Regions from separate parts of the Mus musculus genome. Here region 2 is linked to region 1. A link is a contact called in ENCODE Hi-C or POLR2A ChIA-PET data. All regions are on one chromosome and are shown on one strand. The core of a region is the stretch at or near the end of the contact, and the rest is flanking DNA. Distances in the headings are between cores, read along the strand shown.

The links. A loop is a pair of places that touch in the nucleus more often than their neighbours do. ChIA-PET counts read pairs that join two places held with the same protein, here RNA polymerase II (POLR2A).
Region 2: a loop to region 1 is called in a map of regulatory T cell, with 7 times the contacts of the local background. The contact joins two enhancer-like sites. A Hi-C loop is called at or near these places in 1 of 37 maps with a recorded cell type or tissue (regulatory T cell). POLR2A ChIA-PET finds 5 or more read pairs at or near these places in 1 of 5 experiments (embryonic stem cell).

The regions. Positions count from the first base shown.
Region 1 is chr12:100,181,181-100,186,480 of GRCm38, reverse strand. No RefSeq gene overlaps it. Among named protein-coding and RNA genes, the nearest start is that of Gm36263, 2.9 kb to the right of the region's middle. Within about 2 kb of position 2,132, at least 1 of the 3 ENCODE cell types and tissues checked has a DNase peak (open chromatin) inside an H3K27ac peak, as active enhancers do.
Region 2 is chr12:101,003,554-101,008,853 of GRCm38, reverse strand. The region is part of intron 3 of Ccdc88c (coiled-coil domain containing 88C); the gene reads left to right. All of the region lies in intron 4 of Gm36756 (predicted gene, 36756), which reads right to left. Among named protein-coding and RNA genes, the nearest start is that of Mir1190, 16 kb to the left of the region's middle. Within about 2 kb of position 2,639, at least 1 of the 3 ENCODE cell types and tissues checked has a DNase peak (open chromatin) inside an H3K27ac peak, as active enhancers do.

The DNA of each region.
Region 1 (5,300 bases), core at 883-3,382:
TTTCTCCATTCCTGTACCCCTGCAAGATTCCTGGATTGATCAACATCTACTTACATGGGTGTGTCAATTTGTCTTTGACTAACAAGAGTACACACACTAAGTGTAGATTTTTCCGATTAGATAATGCATCTAGAAGCAGTTTTTTCTTTCTTTCTTTTTTTTTTTTTTTTACTACAAGCCACACACTCTGATTTGCAAGTTATTGCTATTCTTAATCTAACTAGTTTTGAACAACTGTTGACTTGCATACCTTTTAAGAATATGTAAACCATCACCTTAACTGAGTGCCTATCAAGACAATGCCAGAGTGCGCTGAGCTCATGGACGTTGCAAAAGAAAGAAACTTGGAGCTTTGCATAATCTCTACATAGCAACAACCACTCATATCGCTAACAGACAGTATTTCAGCGTTTGGCAGCCGGTGCTAGGAGTTTTCACTTGCTTCGAGAAATAAAGCCGAGAAGTCTTCAGGGGCTGGATTCCTTCAGTGGTTTTGTGATAAATTTATCTCACACAGTTCTGAGGATTGCATGATCTGTGAATGTGTCAAGACTGCAAACTGTAGAACCATGGATACAAGGTCAGGCAATTGCTAAGTACTTAACCTGTACTCTCTGACCGTAAGAGAGGAAGACTGTCCATCCACAGATTGACTCATATCTAAAAGAAACCTTAAACAATACTTTTAAGGTTTATTTGTGTGTGTGTGTGTGAGTGTTTTGTTTGCATGTCTGCCTATGCACCGTGTGTGTGCCTGGTGTCCTTGGAGGCCAGAAGAGGGCTCCAGATCGCCTAGATCTGAAGTTTCAGACAGTCATGGGCTGCAGTTTAGGTGCTGGGAATCAAACTGGAGCCTCTGGAAGCAGACCAGTTAAAAGCAAGTGTTCTTAACCCACACGCCATCTCTCTAGCCCTGACACTGCTTTTCTTAATGTAAGTATGTTTAGGATAGTCTTATACAGAGTTGGTATGATGGGCTCATAAGGCAATTATTACAATGTCAAACTTTCCTAGTTTTACCATTGGTTGTGTCTGATAAAGCCCACCCTCTGTCCTAGGTAAACCAGACAACGAATCTCCTTTGAACTGTTTCTAATGCCTTAAGATGAATAGAAAACATCCAATGCCTTAAGATGGGAGGATGAAGGGCTGGAGAGATGGCTCAGTGGTTAAGAGCACTGACTGCTCTTCCAGAGGTCCTGAGTTCAATTCTCAACAACCACATGGTGGCTCACAACCACAGCAATGGGATCTGATGCCCTCTTCTGGTGAGTCTGAGGACAGTGACTGTGTACTCACATACATAAAATAAATAAAACCTTTATTTAAAAAAAAAAAAAAAGAAAGAAAGAAAGGATGAACAGAGTGAAAACAAAGACAGAGTGGTTTGGGTTCCTTTCTGGAGTTTGATGGGCACGAGGAAATAAATGCATTTCTAGAGTCAAACGTAACTTCTGTCTGCTGGTTTTCTTTCTCAGTCCCTGCACATAGTTTTGGGCTTTAAGGTTCTTAAATTTTTTTTTCCTGTTAAATTGCTATTTTTAGTCTATTTAAGATAAGGCTTTGCTATATAGCTTATGCTGCGTGAAAGTTTCTGTATAAGAAAACCTACAGAACTAATACTTCTATATTAGTGGCTTGGAATTCTTCTGAGTGGCTGGGATTATGGGTATGGGCTTTATGCCCGACTCTTGTAGTCATTTCAGAATCCTGCTTTCATAGATTGGCCTACTACACCTCTCATGCTGGTGGGCTTTGCTGCTGGAGTCACAATTCATGCAGGCAGCATTTAGAGTTCGGTAAAAGGCAAAGCGCATTTTCTGTCCTAGTTCGTGGAGCCTCTGAATTTTCTCCATGGAGTCCAGGTTAAGGACAATTCACTCTCCGCTTCTCCATTGCCGTTCTGGCTCCACTTTTGTCCCCTTCTGTTTTCTGACCTCTCCAGCCTTCAGTTCAACAAGCCACCACTGCTTTCTGTATTACACGCCTGTCTGGTTTTGCTGTAATCTTGCTTAGTCTACAGCAGATTGTCATGGGTTTAGTGCTTTTTTAGGAAGGGCAGACGTTTATTTCTCACGGTTCTGTGGCTGAGAAGTGCATCATCAAGGCAACATCAGACTGGAGTCTGGCGGAGGCTCCTCCCGCTAATACAGTGCCTTTCTGTTTCATCCTCATAGGGTGTGAGGTCAAAGGCCAGAGGGACACCGATGCTCTGCTTCATGTGGCAGAGGAGATGAAAGGCCCAGGCAGCTCTGACGCCTCTTTTATAAGGAAGTTGAACCCACTCACCAGGGCACAGCCCTCATGACTAATCACTTCCCTTTTTTATGGTATAAGTTCCAGCATAACTTTGGAAGGGACACACAGTCACGTTTTGGCACATTCCCATCCCTGGTTCTATCTCATGCCCTTGGTTTAATCTGTAGCCCAGATAATCAACCACATCTACCTGGATCATTGCCCTGCCCAAACAGGGCAGGCTCATGAATTCAAATGTGAGATCAGCTCACATCAACACTCCCCTGACCCCACCCACTGGCTCCCTTAACACTTATTTCACGTCTCCTGTTCCCACATTCTACGTCTATTATGGGTAGCCAATTACTCATTCATTCAGTGAATATTTGTGATACACCTATCAGGAGTGTGGCTCTGGACTGGAGACCAAGGGCATGAGAAGCATAACGTGCCTGGACCTTGGTTTTTAACGGACTCTTACTAGTTGGAAGAAAACTAAACGGAAGTGGCACATTTTTTGCAAGGTGGGAGACAATGGTCACCACTTCAGGTGTCTAGAAGGAGGATTCATTCTGTTGGATCACGGCCTCGTGGCACTGGAGGTGGCTTCGAGGATCAATACAGATGTCCCCGAGGAAGGCATTCTACAGGGAGGGAAGACTGGAAATGTAGGTGAAGAGGCTGGAAAGAACAGTGTCAGGGAAGGGGAGGAAGGGGAGTTTGTAATAAGGGCCCATCAGACAAGACAAGGCTGTGCTAGCATTGTTAAGGTATGTAGTGTGAGCCTGTGTGAGTAGACAGCCCTGCACTCCTGTGCTCCTTTGAAAATTTTGAGAAATGACAGACAAACTCTAAGGTACTACTGTGGAGCATGCCCAGTGAACTGCACAGACAAAGCCCCCTACATAACCCTACCTGTTCTGGAACTCACCGCATAGACCAGGATGGCCTCAAACTCTGAGAGACCTGCCTGCTTCTGCTTCCCAAGTGCATGCTGGGAGTAAAGGTGTGCACCACCATGCCCTGTTTCTGTACGGTTACTTCCATTGTCTCACTGACTGCTCACTGGACTGAGCTTGCTCCTTGTCACAAGGAAGGGGCTTTAGGCTTGAGAGGACAAGCGACTGGCTGAGGTTCACCCCTGGCCACAGACCTTGCCTTACTAATGTCTGTGAGGAGTTGGTCTGGGAGTTGCTGATGGGAACTCAGAGATGTGGATGAGGGGGGTGGGGGAGAGCTGTATTACTAAACTCAGTGTTTGAAAGTCTTAAGTTCTGGGAGCTGGAGAGATGGCTCAGAGGTTAAGGTCCTGAGTTCAATTCCCAGCAACCACATGGTAGCTCATAACCATCTGGAGTGAGATCTGGCGCCCTCTTCTGGTGCACAGGCAGAGCATTGGATACATAATAAATCAATTTTTTTTAAAGTCTTAAATTCTAGACTTATTTGTTTCAAAATTCATGAAATATTTGTGAATTCTTTTAAGAACCAAGGCACTTAAGTGAGATCTTTTTCATAAAATGTTTTTTTATAAAATTTAGTACTGTCTGTTTCAAAGTCGGCTTATTACCTTGAGAGATTAATTTTATGAAGAGACTAAGTATCGAGTTCTTTATCAGGGAGTTTCTTTGTATTCCTCCCCTCCTGCATTTGCTGAATTTTGCTGTAGAAAGGCTGATAAGGAGGAACATGGTCCTCCAGGTCTTCCTGTGTAAATAAGTCGTGATTTTCTGTGAAATGTGTGTGCTAACGGGCACAGAGAAAGAATGGAAGCTATCATTTTGGAATTATTTTCTAATTTTCTAAAATAATTTGCAATGGGGGCCAGAGAGGTGGCTCAATGGGCAAAAGCACTGTACTACCCTAATAGCCTGTGGAACCTACAATGGGATTAAGGCCTGTCTCCCTCAAGTTGTCCTCTGACCTCCACACATGTGAAACACACACACACACACTTGTGCACCAAATAGACACATGTTAAAACAAAACAAAACAAAACAAAACATCGTATACAGCCAATTGTATTGGCATTTGCCAGTAATCCAGTGCTCTGAGGCTGAGACAGGAGGCTTGCCATTAGTTTAAGGCCAGCCTGGAGATCCTGTCTCCAAAAACGGGGAAAAAAAATTGCCAGGCAGTGGTGGCGCACGACTTTAATCCCAGCATTTGGGAGGCAGAGACAGCCGGATTTCTTAGTTTGAGGACAGCCTGGTCTACAAAGTGAGTTCCAGGACAGCCAGGGCTATACAGAGAAATCCTGTCTCAAAGAAAAAAACAAAACAAAAACAAAAAACAAAACCAACCAAACAAACAAAATCATGTTCAAAAGTAAAACAAGGGTGAAAGAAAAACAATGTTAGATTCTAGATTTATCCACCATGCCCCCACCACACATCACCTCAATCCTCTCAGATGAGGAAAGATTGAAAAAGTCCTTCCTCAATCGAGCCTCCAAGACCTCTGTATTTGTGTCCATTGAGTAATCCTTAATACAAAAAAAGTCCTATGAGGACCTAAAACTAGCACCTTGGATTTATTTTACTAATCCTGTCCACCTGTTCTTGATTTCCCCACAGTTCTGGCTAGAAGTGCTTTCTGCTCCATATGCATCAGATATTATAATTGATGCTCGAGTCACATTATCTTCTTCATAATGTACCACGACGGATCACATGTCGAAGCTAAATGTTTCTTAGGAGCACCTGCGTTGTATTTGACTAGCAGTATGCTTTCCCCCCACCCCACCCCCACCCCCTGCCGCAGGATACAGTTGTAACACGACCTTGGCGTGTAGGTCATGGAAGACAGTGGGAGCCTTTTGGCTAGGTCCTCTCTGAGCTTTGCACAGCGGCACTGATCCGACTTCCTCTGCAGGCCCGTGGGAGTGGTCTGACCCAATCTTCATAAAGTACACGGTTCTCTGCCCCTCATGTATTTCATACTTAAAATTCATACACATTTATGTTTCTCCTAATTAGAAAGAGTCTCTCGCCCCACCCCCACCTCCCGACCCCAAATAAGTTACTTATTCTCCCTGTGGCTCCTAGTCCCTGCTCTCTCAC
Region 2 (5,300 bases), core at 1,390-3,889, 820 kb before region 1:
GCCTTGGATCTGATCTTGGACTTGCTTCTAGACAAAAAGGAGTGGCATCCCCTGGAGGAGGGTGGGGCTTGGAGGCCCTGAGGAAGGTGGAGCAGGGGTCTGGAGCTAAGTCTGTTCCCTTTTGTCTTGAGAGAATGGAAGGAGGGTGGGTTTTGTCACGTTCTCCCCTCAACCGGGTTCTCCTGGCCATTAGCTAGCTAGCCTAGGGGCCTCTGCCCGGCCTTCTTTAACTGGAACTAGTGTGATCCCAGTGCAGGTGTGTGACTTGGGAGCCTTGGCTTTATCTGGCCCCACCTCGTACTTCTGTGGGGTCAGGATGAAAGTCACTTCTCAGGCTGAGAGGAACCAGGACCGTGTGTGTGCTTTGGTTTTGGCCTTCTGTTTTCTATGGCTTCCGTCGTAATGAGAGAAGGCCCAGGCATACCTGCCACTCATCCTCCTGCTGCCTCAGCACCTTTGAGTGGTTCTGTCTGGCTGTGGCTGTGGCCCCTCCCTGGGAAGGCAATCTCTGGCTTCCAGGGGACAGCTGAGGGCTATTAATATCCGGGGAACTCCTTTTGATGGATCCCGAGGGAAGGGCTCACAGCTTGCTCCCCCAGTGTGCTTCTGAGTCATGGCCCACTGTTGGAACAGATCTGTCTTTATTTGGTGGAAGCGGCATGTGTTTGAGGGTTTCCATCCTTTTTTAGTCATTTTTAGTGTTCCGCATAAGCTGACAGCCTGCCATGTGCCGCCTTTCTTGTTTGTTTATCGGTTTGGGCTCCTACTGTGAACTGTTGAGCTAAGCAGCAGGCGCAGTTCCTCTCTGCTCTCACCTTTCGCTTGCTCTGCTTCTCCACTTCACACAGGAGGGCTAAGCTCAGCCACCATCCAGAGCTCTAGCCAGGCATATGCATAGCTTAAGACACACCTGAGCTCAGGCCAGGGTCAGTGTGAGGGCATTAGAGAGTGAACTATAGCAACCCAGAGCTACAGGGCCCAGCTCAGCCCTCTCTGTATAGGTAAGAGTTGTCTAAGACCACATATATGAGTTAATAATTCAGCCAGGGATAGGGTTGTAGCTCAGTGATAAAATGCTTACCTCATGGATTTGAAGGCCAGTGTTGGATTCCCGGCAACACACATGCATGCAAAGTGGAAGAGCAGAGCTTATCTGTGCGGCTCCACGTAACGGGGTCGACAGAAGTCTGGCTGTACGGCCTACGTTATGTGGAACTCCCTTGAATACCCCGTTTCTCACCCACTTCCTGTCTGAAAACAGTTGGGCTATTAACCCCTGTTCCTTAGTGTTTCTAAGGCTGTAGTAGTTGTTTATCAGTCTATTGTTAGAGCTGGGAGGGGTGATAGGTGTGTAGCTTATGGTTAGGTTGCTTTCATAGAGTGAGCGCAGGCTTCAGTCTATAGCACTCTCCAGTCAGACAGGACAGATGCCGCTAGCACACGCCTATAATCCCAGCCTTCGGGAGGTGAGGCAGGAGGTCCAGGAGTTCAAGGTCATCATTAACCACATGCAGACCTATCCCAAAAACTAAAAACACAAGCTTGGGAAGGGGCTTCAGTGACCCAGTGGGGTAGTACTCACCTCCAGCTTCTCTGAAGGATGCTTGGGAACAACGCCATTTCCCAGTGAGAGATCAGACAGTTCTCATGATCTAGGATACCAGCATTGCTTGAGACTTGCATCTAAATGGTTCTCTTTAAGAAGATTTTGGTAACTGGAATCTTCTAAGCCGCTCCTGTTTAGCACACAGGACACAGGACAACACCGCAATGGGCCACATGTGGCTTTCTTTGGTCCACCTCTTAGAGACCTGGAGACAGCATCGGCTGAGTCTAGACTTCATATCTCAACTCCAGTCCCTCAGGTTCCTTCCTTCCTTGCCTTGTTTCCTTTCCAGGCATCAGCCTGGACTCTTCCTGAAGCCGCATAAGTCCCTGTGGAAAGTCCCTAAGGTGGCTGCTGCTTAGCTTTGGTTTCTGTGGACATTCAGCCTAAGGAAGGCCAATGTGGCTTTGTTGCCTGGAGCCTCTATCAAGGCAGACTCTACGGTGTGCATCTGACTAGAAATGTGGGGCTCTAGGAAGAACTTTGGGGGTTGTAGCCCTCAGTGCCTTTCTGGGTTCAGTTATCTCTTATTATATAGTTCAGAGTAGGTTCTGCAGAGGCCATCTGACCTGAGCTAGTCCCTGGGGGATGGCGCTACAGCTTCAGGCATCCGCTGGGCCGGTCTGCAGGACTTGGTGAGCTGCACCCTGACTGGAGATGGAACATGTGGAGGTGTTAAAGCTGGAGCTGTGCACCTTCAAACCTGCTTTAAGCTGGGTGACAGACAGTTCCCTGGGAGCTTGCCTTAGGTGAGCACGCTCCGGGCTTGGATGCCATCTGGTGTAACCATGCTCAGTTCTAAGCCTCAACCAAGGGAGGTGGTTCCGAAGCGTCAGGGTCTAATTGGGTCTTTTCTGTGTTAGGCATTTTCAGAGCATCACCCTCTGCTTTGCCCCAGATAACTCTCCTCTGCCCTGATCCCTACTCATCCCTGCTGGTTGATTCTCCAATCTCCCCTCTGTAGAGTACTTGCCATGCCCCCAGCCAGCCAAGAGGTCCTGACTCAGAGCCTGAGCTGACAGACAGTAACACAGCACAGCCAAGAAATCCCTGCCAGCCGCGTGGAGTCGATGCCGTCCAGCAGCTCGTTCCACAGAGGAGCTGACGTTGCTTTGCAGATTTGACTCTGTGTTCAGACCCCGCCATTCACATCCTTTCTCCAGCAACCTTGTCATTCCTTTTGCTAAGGATGCGTAGGTCAGTCTAGTTAAAACACTTAGGATGCTATCCCTTAGTGCATATAGCAGTCACCACTGCTTCTGTTGATCTGAGGATGCTCAGAGGCGGTGCAGACATGGAGTTCTGGCTGCCATAGTTGACTTCAATTCTTGAGATAGGTGTAGACTGACAGCAGAGCCCTGGGGCAGTCCCAGGCATGAAGAGGAAGTATGCTGGCCCATAGAGAATGGGTGAGGTTTCCCTCCCACTTAAACAGTTGCATTGTGGGGAAAGTCCGAAATGTGTTAGTAACAAAACAACTGTGGAGGTTTGAGTGATAAATGTCACACATAGTTTTAGATAGACATTTGGTGCCTGGTGCCCGGTTGATGGTGCTGTTTGGGAAGGTTTAGGAGGCATGTCCTTCCTGGAGGAAGTCACTGGGGTCAGGCTTTGAAAACTTAGACTCAGGCCATTTCTAGTTGGCTCTCTCTGCTCCGTGTTTGTGGCTCACTATATGAGAGCCCCTAGCTGCCTGCTGCAGCCAATACACTTGCTGCCTGCTGCCATGCTGCCTGCTGCCTGCTGCCTGCTGACCTTGATAGACTCGTATCACTCTGAGAGCTGTGTTGGACATGGTGTCTTAGCACAGCAACAGAAGAGTAACACGCACACACAGCAGAGACAGAGAAAAAGAGATTGGCCCTTAGAAAGAGGCCTCTAGAGCATGGCCACAGAACAGTATGATGATTGAGCTGTGTGTACCTCAAAGTTGTGTGTGTGTGTGTGTGTGTGTGTGTGTGTGTGTGTGTATGCGCGGGCACACACGCATGCCTGTGGTTGTACATGCTGCCTCATTGGTTCAGACATGGATTAGCTTTTTAATTATAGCTTTGTCATACGAGAAACAAAGAGAGTAAGGCCAGTCATCGAAGAGCCCATTAAAAATTATGAAGCAGATGGCTTGGGTATTGTCCTCATTTCTCACTGATGAGAAATGAGGCCCTGGAGTGTGGAGAGGCTTGCCCTGGGCCATACCCAGAGAGGGGTGGGGGGGGGGAGGGAGGGAGGGAGGGAGTGTGTGTGTGTGTGTGTGTGTGTGTGTGTGTGTGTGTGTGTGTGAGAGTCAGAGTCTCACTGTGATGTCCTGGCTGACCTGGAACTCACAGAGGTCTATCTGCCTCCCAAGTGCTGGGACTAAAGAAAGGCCTGCACCATCTTGTATGGCCTGAATATCTGCATCGATTTCAGAACTCTGCCCTTCATTTTTCTCTGCACCATTTGGCTTCTGAAATAAAATTCCTGTGGTGACTTCTCTTAGAGGTGGAGATGTGCTGTAGGGAATAGTTCGTTCTCAGGACAGAATGAACTATCCATGCAGTAGGAGCAGAGTGTGGAAAGATAAGCTTGTAACCCTAGCACTTGGGCTGCAGGAAGATGGAGAATTCCAAGCTAGCCTTGTTTATGTAGTAAGACCCAGGAAGGTATAGCAGCCTCAGCGAGAAAGGGAAAGGGGTCTTACTACAGAGCTTGGGCTGGCCTGGAATTCTCCATCTTCCGGGTGGCTCTGCCACACTGTTGGAACTGGCAGGAATATGCATCATAGTCCTGATGCAGTGGAGGGAAGTGGAACCTAGGAGTTTATGTTGAAGTCACTCCCGGGTCAGGAGAACTGTGAATCTGGTAGGACATGAGAAAGCTCCCTGATGCCCTTTTTCTGGTTGCGAGCCGTGATTGGTGGACTCTAGGGAAGCTGCTAGCCTATGGAGTTTACATCCCACCTGCATTTCTAATAGTTTGGGTCCTACACCCCTGAGGACCCAGACTTCAAAGCAAGACCAGCCTGGGGTGCTATGTTATGTGAAAAGAAGTGTTAATGCGTTAATGCAGGTCCTTAGTGTGGTGCATTAAGAGGCACCTGGAGATCTGTGAGGCCAAGGCGGGGAGTAGGGAATATTGCATTAAATAACAGGAAAGGATGAAGTCTGTCATCTTCGGAAGATAGGAATTGTATTATGCTTTGATACTGAGTGGCTGGGGACCTAAGTGCCACCCCTCTCTATGGGCTTGAGGGACAGATTTAAGAGACTGCTGCCTAAGGAATGAAGCGAGTGAGGACCTCAAGACCAGAGTCCAGCATCTGGCTCTTTAGCCCCACCATGGCATGCCCAGTTCACCAGTTAGCCCTGTGTGATGGAATAGCTGTTTGGGTGTTAGGTGTTGGTGGAAGGATGGGTGAGCCATCCCGTCCTTCCGTGGCATGCTCTTGAGACTGACTGGATGGTCCTCGTGGCTTGGACTGTGAAGCCCTGATGTCTTGTTTCAGTCTTACCACTGTGCACTGGTCCCACTGGTCCCCAGATGTGATTGATGCCTTCCTTCATCCTGCCTCCCCAGGATTTGGTGTGCTGTGGTACCAGTGCACAGTGAGGTGCTCAGAAAGGCTGTCCCCTCTCTCACGCTAGGTGCAGAGTTGGCCTTTGTCAAGGAACCAGGGAGGTTGCCTTTTTGCCAGCTTTGTAACAGTCACCCCACT